2 separate regions of the Homo sapiens genome follow, and region 2 is linked to region 1. A link is a contact called in ENCODE Hi-C or POLR2A ChIA-PET data. All regions are on one chromosome and are shown on one strand. The core of a region is the stretch at or near the end of the contact, and the rest is flanking DNA. Distances in the headings are between cores, read along the strand shown. Region 1 holds the start of DOCK6 (dedicator of cytokinesis 6). Region 2 overlaps LDLR (low density lipoprotein receptor).

The links. A loop is a pair of places that touch in the nucleus more often than their neighbours do. ChIA-PET counts read pairs that join two places held with the same protein, here RNA polymerase II (POLR2A). Pooled maps may share reads with other maps.
Region 2: a loop to region 1 is called in a pooled map, with 2.3 times the contacts of the local background. The contact joins the enhancer-like site here to the promoter of DOCK6 in region 1. A Hi-C loop is called at or near these places in 1 of 168 maps with a recorded cell type or tissue (IMR-90) and 3 of 50 pooled maps. POLR2A ChIA-PET finds 5 or more read pairs at or near these places in 5 of 52 experiments (BJ, HEK293T, WTC11 and 2 more).

The regions. Positions count from the first base shown.
Region 1 is chr19:11,260,599-11,264,731 of GRCh38, reverse strand. DOCK6 (dedicator of cytokinesis 6) reads left to right here and starts at 2,208. Exons shown (of 48, transcript NM_020812.4): 1 at 2,208-2,335. The coding sequence starts at 2,292. RefSeq lists silencers at 2,124-2,283, 2,354-2,413, 2,494-2,633.
Region 2 is chr19:11,123,666-11,127,798 of GRCh38, reverse strand. All of the region lies in intron 15 of LDLR (low density lipoprotein receptor), which reads right to left. Among named protein-coding and RNA genes, the nearest start is that of MIR6886, 12 kb to the right of the region's middle. Within about 2 kb of position 1,543, at least 6 of the 41 ENCODE cell types and tissues checked have a DNase peak (open chromatin) inside an H3K27ac peak, as active enhancers do.

The sequences.
Region 1 (4,133 bases), core at 959-3,458:
AGGGGGCTGGACTGGAACTAGGCTAAGAAATGTGCAAATCTTCGCTCATCTGCATATTTCCTGCCCAGCCTAGCTCCCAGCAGCCTGAGAGGCAAGGCGGGGACACTTGGTGGGGCATGGCGGGGAGTGATGGGCGGAGCTCCACCTGGCCAAAGTGGCTGGACCACTCCGGGCAGGCACGTGGGCTGTGTGCACATGTCACATGCCAGGCTGTGAGCAGCCCTACTGCGGCCTGACTAGCAGGATGCTATCCTGCGTCTGACTGGCAGGGTTTGGGGGTTCCCCTACAATCCAGGCCTCTTTCCTGTGGGTTCAAGGTCTGACATGGATTCATTGGGCAGCAAGGCAAGAAACTGTGTCTCGGGGGTGCATGGTGACTCAGGGTGGGCATGTGGCTCATTCCTGTAATCCCGGCACTTTGGGAGGCCGAGGCGGGTGGATCACCTGAGGTCAGGAGCTCCAGACCAGCCTGGCCAACATGGTGAAACCCCGTCTCTACTAAAAATACAAAAAATTAGCCAGGTGTGATGGTGGGTGCCTGTAATCCCAGCTACTCGGGAGGCTGAGGCAGGAGAATCGCTTGAACCTGGGAGGCAGAGGTTGCGGTGAGCCGAGATTGTGCCATTGCACTCCAGTCTGGGCAACAAGAGCGAAATGCCACCTCAAAATAAATAAATAAATAAATAAATAAATAAATAAATAAATAAATAAATAATAGAGGATAAAATGCCAGCAACCCATAGATGGGAATGAGAACAGCACGTGCAAAGGCCCTGAGGCAGAGCCACGGCCTTGTCTGATTCAACCTCAAATTCTCCCTGGGGCATTTGCTGACCAGGGAAAGAAGGGCTGTCCAGGAGGAAGGACCTGCCGGTGCAGAGGCATGCAGGTGAGAAAGGGGTGAGCTCCTCCAGAGGGGAGTGTCGGCTGGAGAATTCTCTAAAAATGCTGCAGCAGTGCTGGGAGAGAGGCCAGTGGGGAGAGATTTGAGACCATAGATTAACCAAGACATCCCCACCTCTTCCTCTTGGTAGAGGCGGCCCCGAAAGTCTAGACTCCCAAACTGGCTCACTCAGGTCCCACCACCTGGACCTGGGGCACATCTCCGAGCACTCCAGTGCCTAGCCAGGCTCCTCTGACTCCCATGCTGTAGACTGGGAGCACGGACAATGCAGGCGCTGGAGACCCCTGTGAGTCACACTGAGCAAGCACCCGAACACCTCTGTGCCTCAGTTTACTCATCTGTAAAAGGAGGAAAACAATAATTTCTTCTGCATGTGTGAATTGCAGGGCCAGGCTCAATGACATCTTAGCAATTAGACTTTTTGAGACAGGGTCTCGCTCTGTCACCCAGGCTGGATTGAAATGGCACAATCACAGCTCACTGCAGCCTTGACCTCCCAGGCTCAAGCGATCCTCCTCCCTCAGACTCCCAAGTAGCTGAGATTACAGGCACACACCACCATGCCTGGTTAATTTTTGCATTTTTTGTGGACACGGGGTCTCATTATGTTGCCCAGGCTGGTCTCCAACTCCTGGGCTCAAACAATCCTCCTGCCTTGGCCCCCCACAGTGCTGGGATTACAGGCATGAGCCACCATGCACGGCCACGATTATACTTACAGGTATGATTATTAGATACATGAACATCGTTATTGTTTTCCAGCCAGGAGTCAGAGGGCAGAAAGAGCGCCCCCCAAACCCCGGAAATCTGGGGCCTACCCAGCCTGGGTCCCAGCGCCTCCCCTCCCTCCCTCCCTCCTGAGCTTCAGTTTCCCCAGCCCTGCTCCTGGGGTGGTAAGACCACCCCACTAAACCCCGGGAGCCTGGGGTCCACCTAGCCCGGGTCTCAGCGCCTCCCTTCCCTCCCTCCCTCCTCAGGCTCAGTTTCTCCAGCCCAGCTCCCAGGGTGGAAAGAGCGCCCCCGCCAGCTCGGGAGTCTGGGGCACCCCCAGTCTGGGTCCCAGCGCCTCCTCTCCCTAACTTCCCTCCTCAGCCTCAGTTTCCCCAGCCCTTCTCCTAGGGTAGAAAGAGCGTCCCCCCAGCCCGGGAGTCTGGGGCCCGCCCAGCCTGGATCCCGGGGCCTCCTCTCCGTCCCCAGCCTCAGTTTCCCCAGCCCCCAGGACTCCAGGCGACCCCTCCGGCCTGCAGGGGCAGCACGGAGCGGCCCGGGCCACCCGGAAGGGCCCCGCCCCCGCGCCGGCCCCGCCCCGCCCCGGCTGCCCAGAACCGGGAGGCGGCGGCGGCGGCGGGGCCGGGGCCCGGGGCGGCGGCGGCGGGACGCGAGGACCATGGCTGCCTCCGAGCGCCGCGCCTTCGCGCACAAGATCAACAGGTAGTGTGGCCGCGGGGCCCCCTCCCACCTCCCCCACGTGGCCCGGCTCCGCCCCGGGGCGGTGCGACCCTCCCCGCCCGGGCGCCCCCAATTCAACCCCTTTCCGCCTCGGCCCGGGTCCCGCCAGCTTCCTCCGGCCGGGGCTGGGAGCGGGAGAAGGCGGGGAGGGCCGCGGGGGTCCCGGCGGGGGTCCCAGATGGGAGTCGCGTCGGGGCTGGGAGCGCGATGGCGGCTGCCGTTCTGCCTCCGTGACGCGCGGGGGTGTGTCCGGAGGGCTTCCCGGAGGAGGTGGCGTGGGGATGCGGATGACGGGCGCCCCCTGAACTCCCTGCGCTCCCCGTCCGCCTCTCGGCCCCTCACTGTCCCCGCGCTCTCGGAGATCGGGGTGGGCCGGACTTTCTGTTCCTTCCTCAGTGCCTGGTTTGGGGCAGGGAGGCTCCAGGCTCTGAGATTTGGGGACAGAGATGGGCTCCTTGGTGGCGTTTGAAACCCCTCGAGGAGTTTCCCGTGCCCTTCCCCCTCCAGGGTCCAGTGCCCAGCTGTCGGGGGGGGGGAAGGGGGACAGCTGTGGACGCCCCCCCACCTTCTGCTTCAGGCTCTCCCGTCACGGGCTGGACCGCGCTGGGGATGGATGGGTGATTGAATGGAGGGAGTGGGGGCTGGGGACAGAACCAGCTGGTGGGCAGACGGGGGAGGGGACAGGCCCCAGGCGCTGGGGGATCCATTTCCGTGGCCACTGGGGATTGTGAGAGTCACAGCCTGGGAGGGGTATATCAGACTCTCTGGGGCTGAAAAGCCTCGCCCCCAGTTGGCGGGGGGTCTTTGCGACAAGGGTGCGTTCAGAAGCTCAGGTATCCTCTCCCCGGGGGACCTGTCCTGACTGCCCCCAGGTGAAAGAGCTGCCCTGTGGGTTGGGCCCTGGTCTTATGGAGACAAAAGATCCCCCTCTTGGGATATAGTGGCGGAGAGAGACCAGAAGCCTGATCGAGTAGATTACCTGTCAGTGACAAGTGCTGTAGGGACAAGAAGACAGGGAAGGGGGATGGGAGGGTGGGGGCTGCTTGAGATGCGGGAGGTGGGTCAGGAAGGCCTGGATGAGCAGGTGCCTTTGAGCAAAAACCTCAAGGAGATGAGAGAGGGATCGATCGAGGCCAGTTTGTGGGGGGAAAGAGTGGGAAGGGTTTGTGCAAAGGCCCTGAGGCAGGAACAGAGAGCTGGAGGGGGACAGTAAGAGTAGAATGTACAGGGTCGTGTGGGCTGTGCAAGGGACTTTGACTTTGGACCCCAGGTGAGGTGGGAGCCATGGGGAGTTCTCAGCAGAGGAGGGATGAGACTTGGTGGCTGGGGCGTAATGGCTGGGCAATTTTTATGTTCTATCATTATCTTTGTCTGTAAATTGGCTTTCAAAATGTCTTAGACCTTTGGCGTCTTTGAGGCTGCAAACATTATTGCTGTCTGTTTCTTTTTCTTTCCTTTTCTTTTTCTTTTCTTTCTTTCTTTCTTTTTTTTTTTTTGAGACAGAGTCTCGCTCTGTCACCCAAACTGGAGTGCAATGGCACAATCTTGGCTCACTGCAACCTTCGCCTCCTGGGTTCAAGCGATTCTTGTGCCTCAGCCTCCTGAGTAGCTGGGGTTACAGGCGCCCACTACCACACCCAGCTAATTTTTGTATTTTTAGTAGAGAGGGGGTTTCACCATGTTGACCAGGCTGGTCACGAACTCCTGACCTCAGGTGATCCGCCCACCTCCCAAAGTGCTGGGATTACAGGTGTGAGCCACTGCACCCAGGCTTTTTTTT
Region 2 (4,133 bases), core at 294-2,793, 140 kb after region 1:
GTGGGGGATAGAAACAGAGGTCTGGCTATGTTGCCCAGGCTTGTCTTGAACTCCTGGCCTCAAGAGATCCTCCTGCCTCAGCCTTCCAAAGTGCAGGGATTACAGAAATGAGCCACCGAGCCCAGCCTAAGAAGGTTCTTGAGCCTCACATTGATGAGTCTTTAGGGGAGGGCTGCAGAGGCTTTTATTCTAGGTGGTTGACAAGGTTGCAGGTGAAATTCTTGTCAACCTACTTGTGCATTTTATTAAAATGAGCATATTTTGGTCTGGGCGCGGTGGCTCACACCTGTAATCCCAACACTTTGGGAGGCTAAGGCGGGCAGATCACCTAAGGTCAGGAGTTTGAGACCAGCATGATCAACATAGTGAAACCCTGTCTCTACTAAAAATACAAAATTAGCTGGCCGTGGTGGCATGCACCTGTAATCCCAGCTACTTGGGAGGCTGAGGGAGGAGAATCACTTGAACCCGGGAAATGGAGTTGCAGTGAGTCAAGATCGCGCCATTGCACTCCAGCCTGGGCAACAGAGTGAGACTCCCTCTCAAAAAAAAAAAAAAAAGGCCAGGCCCAGTGGCTCAAACCTGTAATCCCAGCACTTTGGGAGGCTGAGGTGGGCAGGTTGCCTGAGGTCAGGAGTTCAAGACCAGCCTGGCCAACACGGTGAAACCCTGTCTCTACTAAAAATACAAAAATTAGCCAGCTGTGGCGGTGGGCACCTGTAATCCCAGCTACTCAGGAGGCTGAGGCAGGAGAATCGCCTGAACCCGGGAAGCAGAGGTTGCGGGGAGCTGAGATCGCACCACTGCACTCTAGCTGGGGCAACAGAGCAAGACTTCGTCTCAAAAAAAAAAAAAAAAAAAAAAGAAGAAAAGAAAAAGAGGGTATTTTGAAGGGGACAGGGGAGCCACCTTCGGACCCCACAATGCCCAGCATGCTCAGTCCTGAGGTTGAATGGCACAGAAGCTGATTGTCCTGCATCAACTGTCCCAGGCATTATGGGATGGGGTTAACCTTGGTACAGAACCATACAAGTGGACCTGGGCCATTCAACATAAGGGCCCTGGGCAAGGCAACATTTCAAGTCCACTAGAGCTAGGCACGGTGGCTCATGCCTGTAATCGCAGCACATTAGTAGACCAAGGCAGGAGGATCACTTGAGGCCAGGAATTTGAGACCAATCTAGGCAATATAGCCAGATCCCCCTCGTCTCTACATAAATGAATGAATGAATGAATGGCTTTTTTGCCAAATTTGAGGAGTCCTGGATGGGCTGGTCTGTGAAGCGATTAATTCTAGCAGTGCCCCACCTCCCCCAAGCAAGAAGGTTTCTCAGCCTCTCCCAGGCAGTTTCCATTTTATCCTGCTTGTAACTGAACAAAGATTTCAGCTACTCTGGAACCAAAAAAAAAAAAAAAAAGAATGGTCTGAAATTTGCCGATGTGCCATTTTTTTTTGTTTGTTTGCTAAAAGTCTAGGAGCACCATTTCCCAGCAGCTCAAAGCAGTTTGGGCGCCCTCTGGTGGACAAACGAATGACATCCTGACCCACACCTGGGTCTCATCACATCCAGGGAGGACAGTGAGGCCAGGTCAGACACTCACCACCCCAGCCCCCAAACTAAAGGGGGAGCCAAAAAGCTTAGGAATCTGATAATATTCCTTTTCTTTGCAGAGGGGAATGGAGTTTCACTCTTGTCCTCCAGGCTGGAGTGCAATGGCGCAATCTCAGCTCACTGCAACCTCCGCCTCCTGGATTCAAGCGATTCTCGTGCTTCAGCCTCCCGAGTAGCTGGGATTACAGGCACCTGCCACCACGCCTGGCTAATTTTTGTATTTTTAGTAGAGACGGGGTTTCACCATGTTGGCCAGGCTGGTCTCAAACTCCTGACCTCAGGTGATCCACCCACCTCAGCCTCCCAAAGTGCTGGGATTACAGGTGTGAGCCACTGTGCCCTGCCCAGGAATCCAATAATATTCTAATGCATTATTTTTATTTTTAGAGATGGGGGTCTCGCTATGTTGCCCAGGCTGGACTTCAACTCTTGGGCTCAAGCAAGTCTCCCGCCTCAGCCTCTGGGAGTAGCTAGGACTGCAGGCGTGCACCTCCACACCAGCCTTTAATATGTTATTTTTTAAAATTTAAATTAATGAAAAACCACCCAATGAACAAAATATCAAAATTTTCAAGGATAGACTGTGATCTTACACCTGCAAGATTCGGCCTCACTGGTCCACTGGCTCCAATAAAACTTTATTTACAAAAGTAAGTGGCCAGGCCTTGGCTGTAGTGTGATGATTTGAAAAAAAAAAAAAAAAAACAATTTTTTTGGAGACAGAGTTTTGCTCTGTCACTGAGGCTGGAGTCCAGTGGCATGATCTTGGCTTACTGCAACTTCTGCCTCCCAGGTTCAAGCAATTCTCCACCCTCAGCATCCCAAGTAGCTGGGATTACAGGCACCCACCACTGTGCCCAGGTAATTTTTGTATTTTTTTAGTAGACAGGGGGTTTCACCATGTTGGCCAGGCTAGTCTCGAACTCCTGACCTCAAGTGATCTGCCCACCTTTGCCTCCCAAGGTGTTGTGAATACAGGCATGAGCCACCAGGCCTGGCCAAAAAATTTTTTAAATTGCATTAATCTCAGCACTTTGGGAGGCCAAGGTGGGCAGATCGCTTGAGCCCTGGAGTTAGAGACAAGTCTGGGCCACAAGGTGAAACCCTGTCTCTACAAAAAAATTCAAAAATTAGCTGGGTGTGGTGGCTCATGCCTGTAGTCCCAGCTACCTGGGAGACTGAAGCAGGAAGATCACCTGAGCCCAGGGAGGTTGAGGCTGCAGTGAGCCATGACAGCACTCTATCACTCCAGTCTGGGGTACACAGTGAGACCGTGTCCCAAAAAAATAAAAATAAAAAAGTTTTGGCTGGGCACGGTGGCTCATGCCTGCAATCCCCAGCACTTTGGGAGGCCGCCGATCCTCGGGCAGATCACGAGGTCAGGAGTTCCAGACCAGCCTGCCCAACATAGTGAAACCCCATCTCTACTAAAAATACAAAAATATTAGCTGGGTATGGTGGTGGGTGCCTGTAATCCCAGCTACTCGGGAGGCTGAAGCAGGAGAATCACTTGGACCTGGGAGGCGGAGGTTGCAGTGAGCCAAGATGGCGACACTGCACTCCAGCCCGGGTGACAGTGAGAGACTCCGTTTCAAAGAAAAAAAAAATTTTTTTAATATATTGCATTGCCATGTTGAATAGTTGGGTTTTAAAAGAAAAAAAATTAGTTTATTTATTATTTATTTTGTAGTAGAGATAGGGTCTTGCTATGTTGCCCAGGCTGGACTTGAACTCCTGGGCTCAAGCCATTCTCCCACCTTGGCCTCCCAAAGTGCTGAGATTACAGGTGTGAGCCACCAAAGAATAAACTGTAGGCCAGGCGCGGTGGCTCACATCTATAATCCCAGCACTTTGGCAGGGCCAAGGCAGGCAGATGACTTGAGGTCAGAAGTTTGAGACCAGCCTGGCCAACACTGTGAAACCCCATCTCTACTAAAAATGCAAGAATTAGCCAGGCATGGTGGCGGGTGCCTGTAATCCCAGCTACTCTACATGGGAGGCTGCGGCAGAAGAATCACTTGAACCTGGGAAGCGGAGGTTACAGTGAGCCCAGACTGCGTCACTGCAGTACAGCATGGGCGAGAGCGAGACTCTGTCTCAAAAAAAAGGCCAGGCGTGGTGGCTCACACCTGTAATCCCAGCACTTTGGGAGGCTCAGGCGGGTGGCTCACCTGAGGTTGAGAGTTCACGACCAGCCTGACCAACAGAGAAGCCCCTTCTGTACTAAAAATACAAAATTAGCCGAGCGTGGTGGCGCATGCCTGTAATCCCAGCTACTCGGGAGACTGAGGCAGGAGAATCGCTTGAACCCGGGAGCCAGAGGTTGCAGTGAGCCGAGATCGTGCCACTGCACTCCAGCCTGGGCAACAAGAGCAAAACTCCGTCTCAAAAAAAAAAATTGTAAAATTGTGTTAAAACGTTACTGGATTCCTTAGCCTTTTGGAGCCTCTGTGAAAAGCTGAGTACTGAGGAATCCCTCCCTCTCCTTGCCTTAGTCCTGGCCTTTTTGGGCAGATGCCT